Regions from separate parts of the Homo sapiens genome. Here region 2 is linked to region 1. Evidence: chromatin contacts called from ENCODE Hi-C or POLR2A ChIA-PET data. All regions are on one chromosome and are shown on one strand. Each heading gives the region's core, a stretch centred on a gene start or an enhancer-like site at or near the end of the contact. The rest is flanking DNA. Distances are from core to core; before and after follow the strand shown.

Region 1 (5,912 bases), core at 2,739-5,238:
TAAGAATAAAAGGAAAATCTGGGTGTTAACAGGGAAAACAGAACATTGAAGATGTATATCTATAAAATTTCAACTTTGGGCCCCTCACACCAACAAACACAGCAACCATCTCTTAGAAAGTCTCCTCCTGTGGCTATCCAGAGTGACCTCCTTGTCACCTCCCAGGATGCAAAAGGAGAAAGTGAACCCTCTGGTTCCCGAGCATTTCCACAGGCAGCACTCTCTTCCCAGCCCCCAGGCTGTGGACAGCCGGAGCCAACAAGAGGAGCACAGTATTAGAGTATTAGAGATGCTACGCTGGGAAAAAATACGTTCCTTTTTAGTTCACCCATTGTGGAAGTCAGTGTGGCCATTCCTCAGGGATCTAGAACCAGAAATACCATTTGACCCAGCCATCCCATTACTGGGTATATACCCAAAGGATTGTAAATCATGCTGCTATAAAGACACATGCACACGTATGTTTATTGTGGCACTCTTCACAATAGCAAAGATTTCGAACCAACGCAAACGTCCAACAATGATAGACTGGATTAAGAAAATGCGGCACATATACACCATGGAATACTATGCAGCCATAAAAAATGATGAGTTCATGTCCTTTGTAGGGACATGGATGAAGCTGGAAACCATCATTCTCAGCAAACTATCACCAAGGACAAAAAACCAAACACCGCATGTTCTCACTCATAGGTGGGAACTGAACAACGAGAACACATGGTCACAGGAAGGGGAACATCACACACCGGGGCCTGTTGTGGGGTGGGGTGAGCGGGGAGGGATAGCATTAGGAGATATACCTAACGTTAAATGATGAGTTAATGGGTGCAGCACACCAACATGGCACATGTATACATATGTAACTAACCTGCACGTTGTGCACATGTACCCTAAAACTTAAAGTATAATAAAAAAAAATAGTTCTTAAGGAAAAACAAAAAAAACAGTTTTAACTACCAGAGGAGAGATTCCTCAAACCTCCGATGTTAGGTTTTTAAATGAGTATCGGCACTACTCTGACAATAATTTTTAAAGAAGGTCTAGGCTCCCCTTTGATGTTTTAAAACCTCTCCATCTGAGTGTTACATACATACAGAAGAGCATATGAATCTTCAATGCATGCTGACACATTTCCACCACAGCGCATCGGAACCAGATCAGGAGACAGCACCCTTCAACAGCATAGGCCTGCAGCCTGCCCCTCTTTACCCAGAAAGCTCACTCTCTCCTCACTTCAAGTGAATTTTAAATTATAGCTGTTAAACATTTCACACCTTTAGACACAGTGAAAAATCTGCAATTTATCCTTTGTGCCTCGAAGAAATTCAGGTTAGGTGCTGGGGTGGGACCCAGTCTCCCAGGCTGCCCCCAGCTGCTCCCCGGGGAGAGCTCCAGCCCAGCCCGCGGCAGTGTGCGCAGGACGGCATCTGTGAAAGGCAAAGTGGTAAGGGGGCTTCCCTCCCTTCTTTCCTCTCCTTAGGTCCGCTGTGGCAAGGCCAACTGGCTGCGGGAAAACACTGTAGAAACGATTCTTCTACAGTTATGCTTCTTGCTTTGGCTTTGAGATCAAAAGCAATTCAGCAGAGCCCTGGTGGGGCAGGCCCCAATTTAAGATGAGTTTCCACTTGAGCTGGCTGCTTTATGATGGCACGGTGATTTCTCAGCCCTCTGTTCAGCCTCCTTGCTGTTTCCGTTTACACTGTGCTCTCTAATGCCCCTCCCTGGTTGTGGGTGTGCGGCGGGCAAGAGGGCAGGGATGAATTCCTCCTTGGGATCTGATGGCCGCTATGAGGTTCATCTTTAAGTCTCTGCCTAAATTATCTCCAGGGACATTTTGGCAAAAAAATCCACTTTACTGTGGGACAGTTCTTATCAAAAAGGTCTTTCTCATTTAAAATTCTGTTAAGTGTAACAATATTTTTCAGGTCAAACTTTTAAATATTTTATTATTTTTGTTTGTTTTGAGGCAGAGTCTTGCTCTGTTGCCGGGGTGGAGTGCAGTGGCGTGATCTCAGCTCACCGCAACCTCCGCCTTCCGGCCTCAAGTGATTCTTGTGCCTCAGCCTCCTGAGTAGCTGGGATTACAGGCATGTGCCATCATGCTCAGCTAATTTTTTTTTTTTTTTTTGTATTTTTAGTAGAGAAAGGGTTTTGCTATTTTGGCCAGGCTGGTCTCAAACTCCTGGCCTCAAGTGAACTGCACACCTCAGCATCCCAAAGTGCTGAGATTACGGGCGTGAACCACCGTGCCCAGCTAAAATATTTTATTGCTTACATAATTCTAACACACAAACGTCCAATGACAAAGCAAGCTCTATATCCAAGAACACCCCCACTCTGGCATTAGTCAGGATTTGCCCACAAGCAATGCTAAATGATCCTTTAAATTAAACATACAATAAATAAAAAGGTAGTAAGCTTTACAACTTCAGAGGCTCAACATCCTAGCTATGGCCTCTCCCATACACACCGAAAGGGAGAGGGCTTCCATTCTGCAAAGAGCAAAGAACACAGGTTTGCGAGCTGAGCACATCCTCTGAGGCGAGCCCTGGGTGGACACCAGAGAAATCAGCTGATGCACTAAAAAAATGCCAGTATCCACGGCCTCTACATCAGGAGCACACGCTGCGCAGAAAGCAAGCCGGCCCAGGGGCTGAAAGACGCCATTGGGAACCTCAACACGGGCACCTGTGAGTGTTCGGGAAGTCAGAGCTGCTGCAGGTCCTTTCAACAAGGCCCGGGATTTCCCCAGGAAAACAAAGAGAGAGCTGAAGAGAAGGAGAGCTGAGACACATACTCCACCCTCGAGTAAGGAGTTTGTTCTGTGACGAGAAGGAAGAGAAACACGTCTTTGCTGTCTTTTTCTGGTGAAGAACTCTCCTCATTTACTCTCTCCACGCTCACAAAATCACTGCACTAATTTGGTGTGTGATTGGTAAGGCGCTGTGTTAAAACAGAGGGGAGATGGAAAAACATGGTCCCTGGCAAACGTCTGTGAAAGACAAAACCAAACGGGCGCGAGACGCCATCTGAGGCACAGTCAAGACAAACAGGAGTGCGAGGAGTCAACTCTCCAGCTGAGTTTCTATTCATATTTCTACTGCCAACTTAATGATTTGAGCCTCCAAACTTTTTTTTTTGCCTTTATCCTAACTAATGCCTGTCATTAATAATACTTATCTCACCACTGTGCTTAAAGACTAGGGCTCCATTTTGAAGCGACGGGACAATCTGAATCAACACTTTCAAATGTCACTTGTAATCAAGTCCAGGTCTATTTATTCCAACAACACGATCATCCTTCACCATGAAGGTGAAAACTAGAGCTGTTGTGACCTCTGCCAGGCTGAATTAAGATGGTTCATTATGTTGACATTACTGCTTTTTTCAGCTTCAAGTGCTAAAAGTGAACAAGGACTGATGCCAAACACAGCTTCCCAGAAACCACAGCTGCCTTTGAGATGCATTTTTAATATTCCAGCAAAAATGATCAAAACGGAAGTCATGTTTGAATGTAGGGGGGCAGACGTACATTGGTTTAGGTAGAGTCCGGGACAAAGCAAATAACTTCTGAAAAATGGTCATTTATGAGAGCATTAACAGCTTACCGCCGGCCACTTCTGTAACACTGGAAATTAACATTGATTAGTCCCCCTGTGTCACGATGAAGTATTTGGCAACAAAATTAGCACATGAACCAGCAACGATTATTTCCTACTGTGGCAAAACAAACCGCTCAAAAGCAGACTGACTTTGTATCTGATTGTATTTGAAAATAAAAGAAATCTTATTTGTGAAGGACACTACATTAACTATGAAAGGGATAACCAACACTGCGGCGTTGCTCTCCATCCCTTCACCCAGCCCCACTGCCCTACCACGTCCTGCCCAGGTGCATCCTCCCACCCCTGCCTCCACTCTGCTCCAGCGCCCCGTGCCCCGCAGCCACACTGTCTCAGCGGAAATGCGGCTCTCATCCTGTCGGTCTCTCGTGCTCACTTATTCTGGCGTCCCAGGCTCTCCACAACTGGCCTCCCATTGTCATTCCGGTTCTGCCTGAGAAAGTGTCTTCCTGAGTGGGGCCACCTGTCCTTTACCACTTGTGGGTCTTTGGCCCTCGTGGGCCCTCACTATTCTGGTAAGCTCCTCAAGGCCTCGCCTGAGCCCCAGGTCCCGGAGCCGCCACTCTCCTCCTGGCTGTGCTGTCCTGATGGAAATGCCCATGTGTGAACAGCAACAGCTCAAATGCAGTCATGGTCACTGGTTAACAAGCAAGCTTCTAATGCATATCCCAAAGCACCTCAGCACCTAGCACACAGCAGAGATTCAGCAAACACAGGCAGGTTTCAGTTCCTATTTCCTTTTCAAACTCTTACTGGAATTGTAAACTTGGCAGATCAGTAACTTGAAAACATTTGTGGGCTGGGTGCAGTGGCTCATGCCTGTCATCCTAGCATCTTGAGAGGCCAAGGCGGGAGAACTGCTTGAGGCCAGGAGTTCAAGACCAGTCTGGGCAATATAGCAAAATCCCATCTCTACCAAAAATACAAAAAAATTTAGCTGGGCATGGTGGCAAGTGCATGTAAGTCCTAGCTACTTTGGAGGCTGAGGTAGGAGGAGTGCTTCAGGCCGGGAGGTCAAGGCTGCAGTGAGCTGTGATGGTACCACTGCATTCTAGCTCGGGCGACAGAGTGAGACTCTCTCAAAAAGAAAAAGAAAAAAAATTTGTGGAATCTAAGAAATCATCCTGCAGTCTGTTGCTACTATGTAAATGACCGCATGAAAAAAGGGGTTCAATGAAGACTTCTCCCTTCTCTTCATCCTGGATTACGAACACACACTAGGAATGAAGAGAGAATGTATGTGATACAGGCAGGAGGCAGGGAAATACTGGTGAGGGCTTCACACTCAAGCCTGGACCCGTGGCCCAAAGTGACAACTATCCCTGTTTTCCCACCTGAATGTTGCCTTTTGGCCTGCTCTGCCCCCTATCCTGTGCCCATAAGAACCCCAGACTCCAGACAAAGGGGACACACACAGAAGAGAAAGCATCTGAGCAAAGAGAGGAGAGGAAGCAGCTGGATGTTGGAGAGGAGTTTGGCTGAGGGATGGCCAGACTCCAGGGGAAAATTATCTTCCTGCTGTACCCCCTTGTCAGCTTCCCTTTCTGCTGAGAGCCACTTCCACAGCTCAATAAAGTCCTCCATATTCACCACCCTTTAATTCGTTCGTGTGACCTGATTCTTGCTGGACGCCGGACAAGAACTCAGGTACCAAGAGGGCAGGGTGTAAAGGCTGTCACCCTGACCCTCCACTGAGCTGATTAACACTCAACACTGATTGTAACACAGGCTTTCTGAGGCTCCAGGGGTCACAGACACCCACTCCCAGATGGCAGAGCTAAAAGAGCATTGTAATATGCTTGGAGGCTGCCGTGAGGCCAGCGCAGAGCCTGCTCCCGCCAGAGAGGAGAGTTCCTTTGCTCTGGTTCCCGCACCTGTCCGTTCGTGTGGTCCCTCCCGTAAGGGATTGAGTGGCAGCCGAGAAAACGAGCCACCCCCTGTGCCAGTCCTGAGAAGGGTCAAGGGAACTCTCCAGTCTCCTATGCAGGTTTATATGCATGATTTTTGCATATGCTTTTATATATTTTATATGCCACTTGAAAAATTTAGAGTGCTGCCAATATCTTTCCATGCCAATAGGCACACTTTAGGACATCATTTACAACTGTACCTGAATATGTAAAATCACCTTTCCTAACGATCAACGGGACTGAACAGGAACATGGATGCAGAAAGATCGAGTACAAATGGGAATTCAGCACGTTGTAAAGAAGGCTCTGTGAGTCACTGGGGAAAAGATGTATGACTTAGTGAATGCGTTGCATCGATAGTGACGTGCTCCTCAAACTC
Region 2 (5,297 bases), core at 2,071-4,570, 260 kb after region 1:
AATTTTGAATTCTTGGTAAGAGCTCGTATCACTGTCTCATATGGAGCCAGTCACTGGTTTCTTGCTTTGTCCACTTGGGGAGACCATGGTTCCCTGTTTGCTGCTGTTTCTTGTGAATGTATATTTATGTCTTTGCACTGAAGGTTATTTATTCCAGTATTCTCTATCTGGCTTGGCCTATTTTTTTATTGGGTATGTTTGCAATTTACCTGTTGAATTTCTTCAGTTTTTTCCTGCTAGGTTGCTGCCCCTTTTTAGTGGTAGATGATCCCTTAACCTCAGGTTGGCCTTGGCTCTAGCAAACTATCGGAGTGCTCCCTGTCTGAATGGGGGAGGGCCCAAAAGGGATATCCCGGTAGCGTGGGGAAGGCTGGCTCGGGGTTGTGCCCAGGGGTCCTGTGGAACATACCTCCTACGGCATCGTGCGGCTGAATAGTCACTGTGGCTTGGTGTCTCCTTTGGCTGAGTTACAGAGCAGAGTTTCCGGGGCTGGGATGGTAGTCCCACCTCCCCACTTTGTCTCTGGCTGTCCTCAGGAATATTTCTCCCTTCAGGCACTCTCTCAATGCTTCCGTGGGTTGAGACAGAGACAAGTTTCCTGCCAGGGACTCCAAGATGGTGGGAAAGGTAATTGCCCACCTCAAGTTCACTTTTTCCGGTGTAGAAACTGAGATAGGAAAATTTTCATGTGCTTGGTGCTGGGCCATGGAAGGCAGGGGCATCATGGATATGAAAATTTGATTCTCTTACCATCTGCTCAGAGTTTCGTCACTTCTCTGTGGCCCTGGGAAGTGGCCCATCCTCATATTTGAGTTCTAGGATATTGCTGGGGATCATCTTGGCCCTGTATGTTTGTTTTCAGTTTTCTGTGGCAGTGGGTGGGGATGGGGGAGAGTGAAGCCAGCTTGCTTCTATGTCACCATTTTTTAAAAAATTGAGACAGAGTCTCACTCTGTCACCCAGCCTGGAGTGCAGTGGCATGATCTCATTGCAGCCTCCGCCTCCTGGGTTCAAGCAATTCTCCTGCTTCAGCCTCCCAAGTAACTGGAATTACAGGTATGAACCATTGGACCTGGCCCTATGTCACCATTTTGGAACCAGAAGTCTGTCCCCAGCTCTCGTCTCCAGTAAAATCTCTCACTCTCTTTTCTAAACCCTGGCACCCTTGAGACCGCTACTTTCACTGTCCCCAGAGAGACACACCTGTGTGTCCACCCTGCACCTGTGTTCCACCCCTCTGTCTCTGACCTGCTGCTCCCTCCCTCTCTGCCGTCAATGCCCACCTGCTTCTTAGGTCCAGTTCAGACCGTGTTTGTACAAGGTCACTCGGAACTCCTGAGGTACTCAGTGTCAGCTAATGTAGGTAATGGGTGGCAGGTGTGCAGAACACCCTAGGCAGGCACTGAGCTTAGCCTTTGATCTACCGTCATCTCAGTTAATCCTCTCAATACTCTGTGAGTCAGGACGTGTGTGTGTGTGGCCCTGCTACCGAGGAGTCCTTCACCAACTTAGCAAATATTTATGGAAGACTCACTGGGGATTTGTTAAAGTCACTGCTTTATTTGAGCTTTCATTCTAGTCAGGGATGACAGAGAAATGATGCCCATCATAAATAAGTATTAAAACTGTTAGAAGCCTGAATGTGCCTTGGGTGAATACAGCCATGGCACTGTTCAGGGGTGGATGAGGCCGTCAGGGCTGAGGAAGTTCCATTTAAATTACCTGGTCAGGCAAGGGCTTGCTGAGGTGATATGTGAGCAAACATAAAGGCACACATTAGCCCCGTGGACAGCCAGGGCATGGACCTTGGGCAGATGAAGGTTTTAGGGAGGGGGGCAGTCAGGGGCTCAGATGCTGGGCATGCAGAGTGAGGGGCAGAGGAGCAGGAAGTGAGGCCAGAGGCAGCATGGCCCTGGGATGCCTCACCTTGCTGTGAATGCTACAGCCGGGTCCTCTGAGAACAATCCCAACACAGGAGTGTATTAACATCTCAGTTCCCAGAACACTTTTAATTTCATTCACTCAGGTATTCATGAACACCCGTCTTCTTATGTGCTGTGTTAGAGTTCTCTAGAGGGACAGAACTAGTGGAATACAGACACACACACACACACACACACACAAACATATATATATATATATATATATATATATATATATATATATATATAGATAGATAGATAAAGGGGAGCTTATTAAGTATTAACTCGCACGATCACAAAGTCCCACAATAGGCCGTCTGCAGACTGAGGAGCAAGGAGAGCCAGTCCAAGTCCAAGTCCAGTTCAAGGGATCATCCAGGAAGCATCCAGCACGGGAGAAAGGTGTAGGCTGGGAGGCTAGGCCGGTCTCTCTTTTCACATTTTTCTGCCTGCTTATATTTGAGCTGAGCAGGCAGCTGATTAGATGGTGCCCACCCAGATTAAGGGCGGGTCTGCCTTTCCCGGCCCACTGACTCGAATGTGAATCTCCTTTGGCAACAGCCTCATAGACACACCCAGGATCAATACTTTGTATCCTTCAATCCGATCAGGTTGATACTAAGTAGTAACCATCACACGTGCATTCATCATGTGCACACACTGGTTAGGATCTGAGGGTATAGACCAGGCTCCTGTTCTCTGGGAACTGGCATCCCAGCAAGGACAGGTAGTAAACAAATAAGAACATTTAAGAACAGTGTGGGGAGGGCCTAACACTGTGCTGTGTGGTGGTACGTAGGACGCAGGCTACTGTAGACTGGGTGGTTGTGGGGAGGAGGTGACTGTGGGGAGGTGACATTGATCTGAGCCCTGGATGCCAACAAGGAGCCAGCTGTGCATGGATGGAGTTGGGAGCGGTGCCAGGCTGAGCCTGCAGGAGGTCAAGGTGCTGGTGGGAGCTCATGTGGCTGGGGACGGTGAGCATGGGCGGGACAGAGGTGGTACTTGTGCAGAAGGAATTAACCATGAAGGCCAAAGATGCCCTCCCTGCAGAGGCCTGCTGGCAAGGTTGGCCCTCAGCTGGGGCCTGGGAGCTTTGCCGATAAACAGGCCCCCACACTGATTCACTGAATGGCTGCGTGTGCAAACAATAGGGTTTATGCTGAGGACCTGCTTTCCCTCTGAGAGGCTGGGATTTTGGACTATGCCAGGCACAGGTGCTGACGTGACCAGACCCCAGTAAACCCTGGGTGCCGAGTCTCTAGTGAGCGTCCCTCATAGACAGCACTCACATGTGTTGTCACATCTCATCGCTGGGGAATTAGACATGTGCTGTGTGACTCCCCAGGGAGGGGACTCTGGGAGCTTGTGCCTGGTTCCCCTTGTGCCTTTCTCTTTGCTGTTTTTGCAGGTTGTCCTTTCACTGTAATAAATTGCAGCCTGAGTCCTGGGAGTCTCTGAACCTGGGGATGGTCCTGGAATCCCTGACACAGATGTGGCCAGAGAAGGGATGGAACCAGTCCTGCAGGGCCCTTTAGGGAATAGTGAGGTGCAGTGTGAGGGTTGCAGCGACCCGTGGGCTGCTCAGCCCAGCCTGGGGTGACTGTCTCACTTTCCCTCGGAGGACAGGGTGGGCACCACCTGCAGACTCTGGGAAGTCCTCACTCAGTCTCCACGTGCACAGGGCCTAGGAGGTGGTCTGGGTGCTGGTGGGCGGCTCTGCCACATGCCACCCTCACAGTCTTCCCCTGAGTCTGTTCCTTCCTCTTGCTTGTCCCAGGCCTCTCTCAGCAGCACCTTCCTCTGTGAGTGTCAAATGCTACTGACTCATGTACTTCCTGTCTATTCAGAGACAGGACGGGGGTGGGAAATTGGTATCATTTGCATGACGCTCACCTCCTGGGGTTGGTGAAGAGCTTGCAGGCATCAGAGCTAGCTGGGAAGTGAGCAATTATAACATCTTTAGGAAATTGACTTGGCCCTTTCTGAGTCTGTGTCTCCTGGTTTTCTCCATGCCCAGTATTCAGAGGAGGATGAGAGGAATGCTTCCTTGGGCCCCATGGCCTGGCTTTGGCTTTGGCATTGGCATTTTCAAAAAAAGTCTAGACTTACTGATCATGATTCCAGACTCCCGAGAAAGAAGCAGAGAATGTTCGGGTTGTATGAGTGGGATCTGGGATCCTGGGGGCGGGCTGTGAGGGTGAGAGCCCCACGGAAGTGCACCCAGGAGCAGGTGGATGTGGGAAGGCTGGAGCCCCCCAGACCAGGGCTGGCCTTGGGGAAACAGAAGGGGGTCATGGCATCAGAGAGGAAAGCGCATCTTCGCTACGATCCCCCCTGCCCAGAGCCTCCTCCAGATCCAGGGACCCCTCTCCTTCTGTGTTTGACCAGGGACACTGGCAGCTCTGCCTATGTTGAGAGTCCTCAGAGAGCTTCAGCTAGGCCTGTTCCCCAAAGATCTTTTGTTGTTCATTTTAAGAAACAACAGACCATCACTTTAAAAGTAGCACATTTTGGTACCTATTTCTCAGTGATTGATCCTTTCAGATACAGTTTCCCAGGATCTAAAGATGGTAGCTGAATAATGCATGATATTTTTGTTTCCCAGAAACAGGTGTTTTATTTTTATTGCATTAGTCTTATGAGAACAAGCTGGCTGCAGTTTCTCTGAGAGCCGAAGTGCTGAAACAATTCTGGGTTTTATAGGCACCCATTGCCAGGAGCTGTCATTGCCAGGCTCTTGGGCTCTTGACAAGGAAGCTCATTATGGCCGTGTCTCACCTCCTCCAGGGAGGTGCCAGATCCGTGTGCAGCAGTTTTGCACGTCCATCCATTTGTTCATCATTCATTCATTCACTCATTCTTTCAATGTTCATTTCCTGAGGGCTTCTGAGTCCTGGTGCTGGGATGCACTTTGGGGTTACAGAGACAAAAAGACCAAGTCCCAGCCTTTAGGGAACCTATAGTCTATGAGGGAGACAGAGTCTCAGTCATTGGGCCAGGTGATGAGGGGTAAACTGAGGCATACACCAGGTGTGATGGGCTGTGAAGGATCAAGCCTTGGAGCTCACCGGTGGGCGGGAGGAAGACCCCACTGAGGAGAGGAGAGAATCCGTGAGTGACAAGGAGTAGATGGGGCTCATCAGGTGGCTGTGTGGTGGGCAGGGACCCCAAAGGGCCTGAGCAGAAGTGTGACTATAGTGACTTAGAACTCAGGAGGGGCTGCCCTTGAGCCCCACTTGATTTACAACCTGGACCCTTGGTGATTTTGGCTGGAGAGAGGCAGTTGACTCCTTTGAAATATGAAGTGAAACACCAGAGGCAGGAACAGGCCAGTGGTGGTTAATGAGTGAAACAGATGGGAGTCTTAATTAG

What was found. A loop is a pair of places that touch in the nucleus more often than their neighbours do. ChIA-PET counts read pairs that join two places held with the same protein, here RNA polymerase II (POLR2A). Pooled maps may share reads with other maps.
Region 2: a pooled map shows a loop between it and region 1 (3-fold over the local background). The contact joins two enhancer-like sites. A Hi-C loop is called at or near these places in 3 of 50 pooled maps. POLR2A ChIA-PET finds 5 or more read pairs at or near these places in 2 of 52 experiments (H1 and naive thymus-derived CD4-positive, alpha-beta T cell).

Annotation. Positions count from the first base shown.
Region 1 is chr12:131,772,152-131,778,063 of GRCh38, reverse strand. All of the region lies in intron 13 of SFSWAP (splicing factor SWAP), which reads right to left. Among named protein-coding and RNA genes, the nearest start is that of MMP17, 53 kb to the left of the region's middle. RefSeq lists enhancers at 3,378-4,002, 4,082-4,271, 4,003-4,628. Within about 2 kb of position 3,988, at least 6 of the 41 ENCODE cell types and tissues checked have a DNase peak (open chromatin) inside an H3K27ac peak, as active enhancers do.
Region 2 is chr12:131,509,959-131,515,255 of GRCh38, reverse strand. All of the region lies in intron 1 of LOC101929974 (a long non-coding RNA gene), which reads left to right. Among named protein-coding and RNA genes, the nearest start is that of LINC02414, 140 kb to the left of the region's middle. RefSeq lists an enhancer at 3,991-4,040. Within about 2 kb of position 3,320, at least 3 of the 41 ENCODE cell types and tissues checked have a DNase peak (open chromatin) inside an H3K27ac peak, as active enhancers do.